Linked DNA regions of Mus musculus: region 1 is linked to region 2. Evidence: chromatin loops called from intact Hi-C (ENCODE). Cell type or tissue: left cerebral cortex. All regions are shown on one strand. Each heading gives the region's core, and the rest is flanking DNA. Links, peaks and the distances in the headings are about the cores only.

Evidence for each region. A loop is a pair of places that touch in the nucleus more often than their neighbours do. Peaks named below come from ENCODE experiments on the same cell type or tissue, not always from the same donor. Only the 100,000 strongest peaks of a DNase experiment are listed, where the experiment ranks them.
Region 1: a loop joins it to region 2, with 4 times the contacts of the local background. A loop is called at or near these places in 2 of 42 quality-filtered maps.

What each region holds. Positions count from the first base shown.
Region 1 is chr6:113,931,260-113,936,636 of GRCm38, reverse strand. It overlaps a transcript of Atp2b2 not described here. Among named protein-coding and RNA genes, the nearest start is that of Atp2b2, 42 kb to the right of the region's middle. In left cerebral cortex, for the core only: no CTCF peak of the experiment used is centred there; DNase peaks (open chromatin) are centred at 2,908, 3,193, 3,714, 5,082 and 4 more places; H3K4me3 peaks cover 1,139 bases; H3K27ac peaks cover 4,740 bases.
Region 2 is chr6:114,030,076-114,035,452 of GRCm38, reverse strand. All of the region lies in intron 1 of Gm15083 (predicted gene 15083), which reads right to left. It also overlaps a transcript of Atp2b2 not described here. Among named protein-coding and RNA genes, the nearest start is that of Gm15083, 28 kb to the right of the region's middle. In left cerebral cortex, for the core only: no CTCF peak of the experiment used is centred there; DNase peaks (open chromatin) are centred at 1,427 and 2,409; H3K27ac peaks cover 2,658 bases.

The DNA of each region.
Region 1 (5,377 bases), core at 126-5,125, 99 kb after region 2:
CGTAGTTCCAGTGTTTTCCCTCCATCCTCTTCCTTGGTCTCAAATCTGAATAATTCAGCCAGATATTTTGGGGGACCTTCCCTAGATCATACGTGGAGCTAGGCACTAGGGAAACTGAGGCAGACCTATTCCTTGTTTTCTGAAGTTTCAGGTTCTGGAGAGACAGTGCCTTAGCACTCTGCAGACGTCTAGGACAGAATCCAGAGCCTCCCCTGCTCGTCCCCAACAAGCTATTTTAGTCTGTAATAATACTCCTCAGTATGCTGGCGGCATTTTGCAGTCTCTAAAACACTTCCCTTGTGTTACCTCATTTAACCCTGACGTCATCTGAGGGTGAGATTCTAATATGTCCCCATTGCACAGACGGAAGCTGAAGGTCACGGGGCCTGGAGAGCTTGGCCTTCACTTCCTCCCTCCTCTCCTGTGGGCTGGGATGCTAATGTCTGCCTCACAGGACCATCTGCAAAGGGGAGAGGCTGCACTCAGAACCTCCGTAAACAGTGGCAGTTGTCTACCGTGAGCCCCTCAGCTCCAATCAGTGAGGAACTCCGGGGACTTCCTGAGCGTACACTTTCAGAGATATCCCCAGACCCCTTGGAAGGTCTGCCTGACCCATTTTAGAGTCCAGGAAACACCTCTGGGCTGAGATCCCAGCTCTGCCACCTTGGCAATCTCCAGCCTCAGCTTATTCATCTGTAAAATGGGGCTAAGTCTGAATTTTTCTGAGGATGACAGAATGAAATAAAACAAACAACAACAGCAAAAAGGTGTGTTGGAGTAGGCTGGATTGGGCTAGCAATACGGCTTAGGTGGTCGGTAAGGTATTCGTCCAGCTTGCTAAAAGCCTGGGGATTGATTCTCAGCACTGAATAAATTAGTATGGTGTTCCAAGTCTGTCGCCTCAGGATTATTTGGGTGGAAGCAGGAGGATCAGAGGTTCAAGGTAAACCCTGACTGTATATGGAATTAGAGGCCAGGTTGGCATACATGGTACCCTGTCTCCTACTCTGCACACAGACACCAGGCCTGGCTGGGCAGGAGGCTCTGTAAGATCCACCAGTTGGGACCTGAGCGTGGGAAAGAATGGACAGGAGCCCCTCAGTCTGAGCAGAGCCCACTTTAGTGAAAAAGCCCAACAAGGCTGCAGTACTGCTTAGTCAGTTTGGTTTTTTTTTCAACTTGACACAAACTAGAGTCATCTAGGAAGCGAGGACCTGAATTTGAGAAAGTGATTCTATTATATTAGCCAGGAGCCAGGTTTGTGCAGCATTTTCTGTTGTTGTCGAGGTTTTTAAAAATAGATTATTAATGTTTACTTTATGTGCACTGGTGTTTTGCCTGCATGTGCATCTATGTGAGGGTGTCAGACCTTGGAGTTACAGACAGTTGTGAGCTGCCATGTGGGTGTTGGGAACTGAACCTGGGAAGAGCATTCTGGGTTCTTAACCACCGGACCATCTCTCCAGCCCAAGCATTTTCTTGATTAGTGATTGATGTGGTAACAACCAGCCCATGCTGGGTGACACCACCCCTGGGAAGGGGAGCCTGGTGGCATTAGAAAGAAGCACTTACACACACGCACACACACACACACACACACACACACACACACACATCCTTTCTTTACCAAACTCTACAGGAACAAAGCTGTCAGATTCCCTGGTGCCACCTAAGTGGTTTCCCACCCACGCCCCTGCCAGGAGCTGAGTCACCCAGCACTGGCACCGAGGCGGACTGTGGGAAGGGTGTTCCTTCCTCTGCTGCAGGCAAGCTCTCGAAAGCCAGAACCCAGCCCCTGGCAGGTGCCGGGAGGGGCCTTATGCAACTTCTAACATTGTTCAAAATCACTTCTACAGAAAAGCAGGGACCCAGGCTGCAATAGGCACAGCTACGTTTTCTTATGTAACCTTTACCATTGTTAAAAAGCCATGCGTGTTCACAATTTCCATTTGCCCGGGGCCTCAGATATCTGGCCTGGCCAAACCTCCTGTTCTGCTCCCAGCCGCTCCGGCAGAGGCTAGAGCCGGCTTTGAACAAGTGAGGGAAATAAGGCATGTTTGGGGTGGCATGGCCCAGAGACCCCAGGAGCAGCTCTGCACCCCAGCTTTCCACTGGCCAGCCCAGGCACTGCTGGGAATTGAAAAGAAACAAAACAGGTAAACTTGCTACATTTGATTCTTTTCTTGAATAAGATAGCCATGAGTAGCTCTTAGCTAATGGCCAGTGAGAGGTCTGAACTCTGATGTTTGAAACAGAAAAGCAGGCTAAGGAGATGGCTAGGTGAGGAAAAGTGTGTGCCAGCAAGCCTTGATGCCACTAGCTTGACCCCAGAACCTACACAGTGGGCCGGAGAACTGATTTCTCCAAGTTGTCCTCTGACCTCCGATGCATGCACCATGACACATGCACATTAATAGTGAAGAAGACCTTTTAAAGGAAGGAAAATTTGTTTCTATTAGTGTAGCACAGGAAAGTGTGTGTGTGTGTGTGTGTGTGTGTGTGTGTGTGTGTAAGTGCATTCTTAGGGTGAGGTGTTCACAAGCCTCTGTGCCTTTGGAGGACAACTTGCAGGAATCAGTTCTCTCCTTCCACCATCAGCATCCTGGATCTTCAGGCTTGGCAGCAAGTGCCTTTAGTAGCTGAGCTATCTCACCATCCTGGGAAATGTCTTTGCATTCCTGAATTGCTCTCCAGGGGCTGTGGGAGGCGAAGGCCTAGAAGTCAGAGTCAAGGAGAAAGGAGCTACAGCGGAGGGCAGTCTTCAGCAAGGCTGATACTAAGCTAAATGTCTCTGTCCCTTTCTCTACTATACTCTGTGTGCCAAAGCTGTCGCAGGTGTGCACCAATGACTAGCCATGCTGGGACTTGTGCTGCCTGCTTTGCTGAGGGGTCTGTCTTTCCTCAGTCGCCCACCGCTCCTCAGCAGATGCTCTCACTCAATCCCTGGCTCAAGAACTAAGGTCCAGAATGGCTGAGTGCAGGGGACGGCAAAGCCCCACAGTCATGCCGTGTGATGTAGTGTGAGGTTCACAGTAATTAGCAAAGGAGAGTAGAGAGAGGCAGTCACAGGGACAGCGGGCTGGCCATGTCCTTTCAACAAAGCAGCCTAACAGGAGCGTCTGCCAGGCCTTTCCGACTGAGCCTTGCTATGTCTGTGAACGTTCCCCTGAGATGGCACAGTGACCTCATCAGCATGGCTTCCTACTGCTGAACCCTCTTCTACAACTGACTCTGTAGAGCTGGGAGTGACATGTCTCTTGCTGTGACCAGAGAAGCGTATGATGCTAGCGGCCAGGCAGCCAAGGAGCCAGGAAGGGACATGCCAAGTCTGGATGTGTGTTCTGTGAGGTTGGGCTTTCTCGGAACCATGCTCTTGTTCCTTTCCACGGGAGAGGAAAATGTGTTCCAGAAGGGAAAAGTGTTTATCATCAAAAGATAAGAGGCCTGCAAAGCCTCGGGTCAGCCTGGGTCCTTTCTCCACAGAGTGCTGTGTGGAGAAAAATGTACTTTCAGAAATGGAAAATTGTAAGTTTAGCATCCTGCTTATTCATGTATTAAACAGAAAAAATAATAGTTAATTTTGCCCTAAGGAACATTGAAAATATGTATTCTACAGCCAAGTGGAATATTTTATGCTCCCCAGCATGATGTGCACCCACATACCTCCTGTGGGGCTCAGTGCAGGCTTCAGGTGTCAGTGTGTCTCCTATTATAGCGGACGTCTTTTGCCTTTTCTTATTCTCTGCTCTCTGGTTTTTCTGTCCGCAGTCTTCGGAGCCTCTGTTCTCTGTGACTAGCAGGTCAGTCATAAGACTCCCTAAAACTTCCCAAGCGCTCTCTTAGGGTGTAAGTGATTGCCATCAAGGTCTGGAAGCTTTTAACACCATGGCAGGATATTAGGAACACGTGTGGACAACAGGCTTCCTTGACTCAAGTTGGGAAAAGCCAGGCTGTGCCTTAGCTGGTGACTTCCCTTGCTGGAGACACATGTCTCCCTCTCTGAGTTCCTGATCATTGAGCAGGGTCAGCTGTTGCTGCTGTGGGCCCCCACCTCTGAGCTGGAGCCCCGGCCCCCACCTCTGAGCTGGAGCCCCGGCCCTCACCTCTGAGCTGGAATGTGTTCCCTGGACTCTTGTGCTTTTCACTTCTCTGTCATTCCCAGGCCCCAAGAGCAGAATCTATGTCACCTGTATGTCATGAAAGCATGGGTTCTGGCAGGAAGGGGAGGTGGGGAGACAAGAAAGAAGGAGGAAAGAGAGGGAGGAAAATGTAAATTTTAATCGTTCTGCACCCCATAGTTCTTCACCTCTAGCCTAAGTAATATGACATGCTAAATATGACAGCTTTGCCCCTGCATCACATTGCCACATCCACCCTACACCGGATACGGTGTAGGTCACACAAGTTAGGCACCATATGTACTTGTGAGTCTGCTTACTGTCCCCATAAGGACCACTGCTACTGAGAAGATAGTACCTTCTCAGAAGGCATTATCTGATCCTCCACTTAGGAAAGACCATGGTCCAAAGGAGAGGTCTAGACACATCTTCCTGGCATCCATGGGTACCAGTACTCAAATTCACATACTCCCATGCAGACACAGACACAGAGCTAAAAATAAAAATAAAACTTTAAAAAATTCTTTGACTGACCAAATGAGTGAATGAATGAATGAAGGTGTGGAAGGGTGGGGTGGTTAATATTCTTTCGTGATTGTTTGCTCTTAGTTCCCACTTCCTATTATGTGCAAGGATCAAGACAAATCCTCTGAGGGGAAGTGGGATTGGATTCAGATCTAGCCTTCTGATTGTTAGTCACTTCTGATCTACCAAGAGGACAGTCTGAATGCCTCCCTGTCTCAAGCCACGCTCTCTCAGAAGCCAGCCTTGCCTTGGTCTTCAGCCCATGGTTTATAGAAACCAATCTTGACATTAGCACTCATGAGCAAGGCCAAAGAAGGCTGGAAAGGGAGAGGAAGTGAGGCCAGACAGGGACAGAGGTGTCGCCAAGCAATACATTACCACTGTGGGCAGTTGGGGACACTGGGGACAGTGGGAACTATGTATACACCCACAGCTCATGGTGTTCCCACCCAAGGCAAGTAAACAGAACTAATTGCATACTAACTGCCAACACCACCCACCATGGGTGTAGGGCTGGGCTGGGGAGTGATATCTCTAGGAGAGATGGAGATATAGGTGGGCAGTAGACCCTGCCTGCCCCTCTATTGTCACATTGCTTTCTGTCACAACTCCATGCTGCTGTGAGGATTAGGGGTGTGTGTGTGTGTGTGTGTGTGTGTGTGTGTGTGTGTGTGTGTGTGTGTGTGTACATGTGCACGTATGTATGTTATATGTGTACACATACATATGGGAGA
Region 2 (5,377 bases), core at 292-5,291:
CTCATGGACTGTTGGGCACAGATCCAGGCATTCTAAGGATATGGCTGCAGAATTGGAGCCAAAGACTCTTCCAGAAGTATTTGGGGCAAAAGAAGAGAAGAAAGCCTCAGGATTGCTGGGTAGAGAAACTGGCTTAGGGGCCATTTATGAAGGTCTGTAGAAAGAGGGATACATGCTGGGTATAGACTGTGGAGAGTGGGGCGGGCCAGACTTCCAGTGCTATTTCAGAGGAGACATTGTACAAACAAAGATGGACTTGGTGAAAATTTTACTCTCTGGGCAATAGGCAATCAGGTAAACTTTCTCCTATGTGGCCTCCTTTGAACTTTTCTACCACTCTGAAAAGAAGGTCTCTTCCATCCTTGTTCTACAGAAGAACCTAAATGGTCATTTTCTTCTTTTATCAAAATTTCTCACTCTATAAAACCACCTCATTCTTGTGTCTCAGTGGCAGACACTGGGTCACATGGCCATGACAAAACCAGGTACCATCAAGAGAATGAAGCAGCAAGACCTAAACAGACCACAATCAGTAGCCACAGGGCCGGACTCCCAACAGGGTCCTGCCAACCAAAAGGGTACAGGGAGAACCTTCTGAGGGGACAGTGCCCAGAAACTGTCCACTGTGCACTCACTTGGCCAGAAGTGGTGTGTGGAGAGGGGTTCTTGTGGTCTTCAACGACTACCACAGGGCCAAGGCACATAAGTAAACTCTGAATGCTGGTTGGTTGGTTGGTTGGTTGGTTGGTTGGTTGATTGGTTAGGTGATTGGTTGGTTGGCTGGTTAGCTGGTTGAATAACTGGTTAAAATTAATCAGTACCTGTTACTCCTAACTCTGATGTTCAGGAGTCTCTGGGTACCAGAAGAGCTGATGCTATGACAACTGGGGAGGGTAGCTCAGGGTTTTCAGAGAGTGTAGAGACAGTGTTGACCACTGATATGTTGCAATACAAGAGCCCCTGAAGAGCATGGCACTGGTCTTGACTCTAAAGCACACAGGGCCTACTGGGAAGAAGCCATATCTGTAGGTGCCAGAGACATTGGAGGTGACCCACAGGTACAGCAGCAGAATTGTGGTGTGGACAAGGTCAATCAGAGAGACTGATGGTGAGAGCACTGGAAGGGAGCTCTCCTCACAGGAGGGCTTGTGGTATTCTGGGCACTATGGCTGTCCTGCTGTGCTCTTGGCTTTCCTGTGTCTGTGCAGGGGCATCTTCCCCTCTCAGACTATAGATGAGGAAACTGATTCAGAGAGCGAGGTGACTTGCACAACATCAAGAGCCAGGAAGACACACGCTCTGATTGAGACTATGGCTCTGTTCTGGAAAGATGTGGGAAGTAATGAGCATGATGGACCCACTCAAGACCAGTGGGTGGTGGACTGTGAGTGGGTAAAGGGGAGCCTGGAAACTGTCAGGAAGGCCTAGAAAAGGTTTGATGGGAGAGGCGCCTAGAGCAGGATCCAAGGTCGGCTTGAGGAGCTGTGGTCATTAGCACTGAACCTCACTTCAAATTTCTGCTGTACCTATTAGGTGTGTGACCCTGGACTTGATACTTCCCTTCTCTGGGCCCTAATTTCGTCATCTGTAGAAGGGTTGTGCTTAACCACGGGCTCAGGGCCCAGCACGTCCTACAGATTTAACAAATGGAATAGTTGTTAGCATTATCCAACATTGCTGTTTTAAAAACATGGTCATGAGAGCTCCATGTACTGGGGTCCTGGTCTCCCTTTCAACTTTAGTTATTGCCAGCTTGCTTAGCTCACAGGATGACTTTCCAGCCTCTACCTACCACGGGAGAGTCGGTCTGACCATTGGCTAGCAGTGACACCTGCTCAGGAGTCCATGTTGCATCAGCTAGAAAGGAGAGGGCTGCCATGAGTGAGGGGCTCAGAAACGAATGTGTGAGATCTGAGCCACCTTTAGAGAAACTAAAGGTAAGGGCAGGGGTGAGGATGGGTGGAAGAATAGCCAGGAGACAGAGCAGGCTGAGCTCTGGTCAAGACCAGGCAGTGATGACCTGGGTTGGGAAAGCTAGGGGTGTCCAGAGGTGATGACCGGGAAACATGGCAGCAAGGCTTGAGAACAACAGAGAGAGAGAGACAGAGACAGAGACAGAGACAGAGAGACAGAGAGAGACAGACGGAGAGAGAGACAGGGACACAGAGAGACAGAGACACACACAGAGAAAAAATCATGCCCCCTCATAGATATTTGATGCCCAGAGTAGGACTTTGAAGACTGTGTTCAAAGCCTGAAGGTGAATTTCCCAAAAGGTTTTCAAGAATGGCTGAGGCTATGCTGGGACACATGCCTATGAAATCCCCTTGTGTTCTATATCTGGGGCCAAGGTTTTATAACCAGAGTCAGAAATCGCGTGGAAGTGTGTAGGCGGCTGACCCTGGACAGCTTCCACAGTGGAGAGGAGGAGAAGGTATTTTTATCTGCAAACACGGAGCCATAGTGGGTGAGGCCGGGAGGAGGCTGCTTCCTGCCCTGAGTGTGTCACCCACTGCTGTGTTAAGATGCAAACTGTTTTTTGACAGAAGTTGCAGGAGCGTTTTTGCTCAGGTCGCAGGTCGCAGGATCAGACTTAGAACCAGGGAACATGTCTGGGAATCTAGAATACTGGATCCCAGTCTGCAGATCGGTCCTAAGAGCCTCCCTTGGTGTTTCCTCCTGCCTCTGCAAGACAGATCGGCTGTTAACATGCACCAGATCAGCTTGTGCATATGTCTGGTACAACCTTTGAATCCAAAATCTATAGGTCCACACACAGCTGAGGGCCTTCCTAGCCTTGGATGGCTCCCTCACTGTTTTATGGTCTGCTGAGGCTGTGAAGACCATTCTGCAGAGCCAGGTGATTTCCTGTGTGGGGAGAAGGTGCTGGCTCCAGGTCCGGTTATGGTGACCTCAGCTGAGAATGCTTGTCTCTGCTCCATGCAGAGTCTCATCCCTTCTCTAGCCTGAGTTCATTTGTATAGTGTGCAGAGTTAGGGGTGAACACTCCAGGACAGCCAAGTACCACACTCAGAATTAACACCACATCAAATCTTAGTACACCACCCGCAAGCCACACTATCTAAACATCTAAGAAATGGGAAAGAGAAGTCCCAAGGCCTCACTGGACAGGGTGTGAATACTGAAGGTCCTGAGTGCCTCTGAAGGCCACGGATATCTTCAGTCTCACAATTGGCAACATTGCCCCTGGCCTCAGAGGCTGTTGATGGAAGCCACCTCCTTACAGTCTTGGTTGTGCTCACAGGTCTCTAGCTGTGCAGAGCTCTCCAAAAGAATCTAAAGGAAGACAGCTTTTGAATTGGACTGGCAGGTGTTTAGGATTTTGTTTTTGTCTTCGTGTGTGTGTGTGTGTGTGTGTGTGTGTGTGTGTGTGTGTGTGTGTATGGTGCATTCGTGCTTTGGTTGTGTGAGAGTGTGTGTGTGTGTTTTGATTTGTGTGTGTATGTGTGTGTTTTTGGTTTGGGTGCATGAGTGTGTTTTATTTTCTATGTGTGTGTGTGTGTGTGTGTGTGTGTGTGTGTGTGTGTGTGTGTGTGTGTGAGAGAGAGAGAGAGAGAGAGACAGACAGACAGACAGACAGACAGAGACAGAGGCAGAGAGAGAGACAGAGACACAAAGAGAGAGAGACAGAGAGACACAGAGAGAATGATGAGAATTGGACCCTAACTGTATACTCAGCTGAGCAGTTTCCACACTAAGGATTATTATACCGGAACAATTCAGCAGTATCTACTTGGATTAACCCCGAGTGTGAATTAAACAGCAATGGCATGCCTAGTTAGTAGAATACTACCCAGTAATGAAAAGGAGCAAACTCCTGACATATGCAACAGCCTAGGTGAATCTCAGAGTAAAAAACGTCCCAAAATGCTTCCCACTGACACACTTATCATGCACAGGTAGTATGATAACATTCCATTAGGCTACACATGCATGTGCTCCAACAGACATGGAGCAGGAGCCTGGGCCACAGTGATGTCACCTCGTGACCACACCCATTTTTGACTTTGGTGCTTTACTCTCAGTAAGATGATAACTTTGGGAGAGGTCAGGGGAGAATGCATGGTCTTCTCTGTTCATGTCATTGCAACCCCTGTGAATCTGGAATTATTGCCAAACCAAAGGTTAAAAATGAACGCACACATGCTCCACCCTGGCAAGTGCACCGGGCAGTGTCGGCAGCAGAGAACTGGGAGTCTCATACAAATGGCCTTTGGGCAGCACAGAGAACAACCTGAGTACATTCATCCACCTAATGAGCACTTGCCGAGTGCCTACTATATGCCAGCTGCTGTGCCTGTCTCTGGGGATGCAGCTGTGAGCAGATATCACACACCCCTGCTTGTAGTGTCAGCATCCTAACACTACTACATTCTAATGCATCCTAACGACTGACTCACAAGAGGGAGCTGGCTCTACCCAGTGCCCCACCTGAGAAACTCTCAGGGACAGAAAAAGGTAGGGAATCGTCAGCCTCGCCACTAACAGGGTTTCACCTGAAGATCTCATTGCCATGGGGAAGGACAAGAAGCTGAACCTGGCCTCCAGTACATGATTTGCTTAAAAATAAACACAGCTTCAGGCTGACCCAAAGGAAAGACCTAGCTTTGGCACGTACCTGGACAACCATTAAATTGGTTGTCTTCATTAGAATAGAAGTCCCCCAAGGTGAGGAGTGCTGTCCATTCTGTCCCTGTGAACTCCCACATTGGAGCGAGAGATGTACGTGGGAGATGTCACATACCTGCTAGAGGAGACTGCACCAGCCCAGGTTATAGATTGGCTTGGCATGTGCTCCTTCACAGGAACATCATGCTTTGCCACTATAAAGGGCTGTGAAACATGCATCAAGTGTCCATGTCCTCGAGGACATCAGACACTGTGTCTGTCAACTTTGTCATCAGGCACATACTTCCCATCCTGGACTTGAAAACTTTGTGTCACCATTAAGAGGACTAAGTTATTAAAGAGGACTGGAGTTCAGTTCCCTGCCCAGCCCCTCCGGGAAGTCTACAGCCACTCACAGATAGATACCTGGAAGCTAGGGTCTGTTTGGGGTCGCAGGGTCACAAGTAAGGACCAGTTAGAGGTAGCCACTCAGCCACCCTTGGAGAAATCCCCAGGCGCACAAGGGAGCCTTTGGAGGCTGGAAGGCGACTTCACTTTTCTCTACCTCTGCTAGGCCTGTTCTTACCCGCCACATGTCTTGACCTCAGGTGAGCATGGCTTCCGCCACTTTCTGTGGTGCCTGACGCCCACAAGATCGTCACAGCTCAGGGAAGCTTCTCTGAACCATTGCAGAGTTAACATGGTTAACACGAGCAGATGGAGGTAGGGGTTGTTTGGGTTTTTTGGT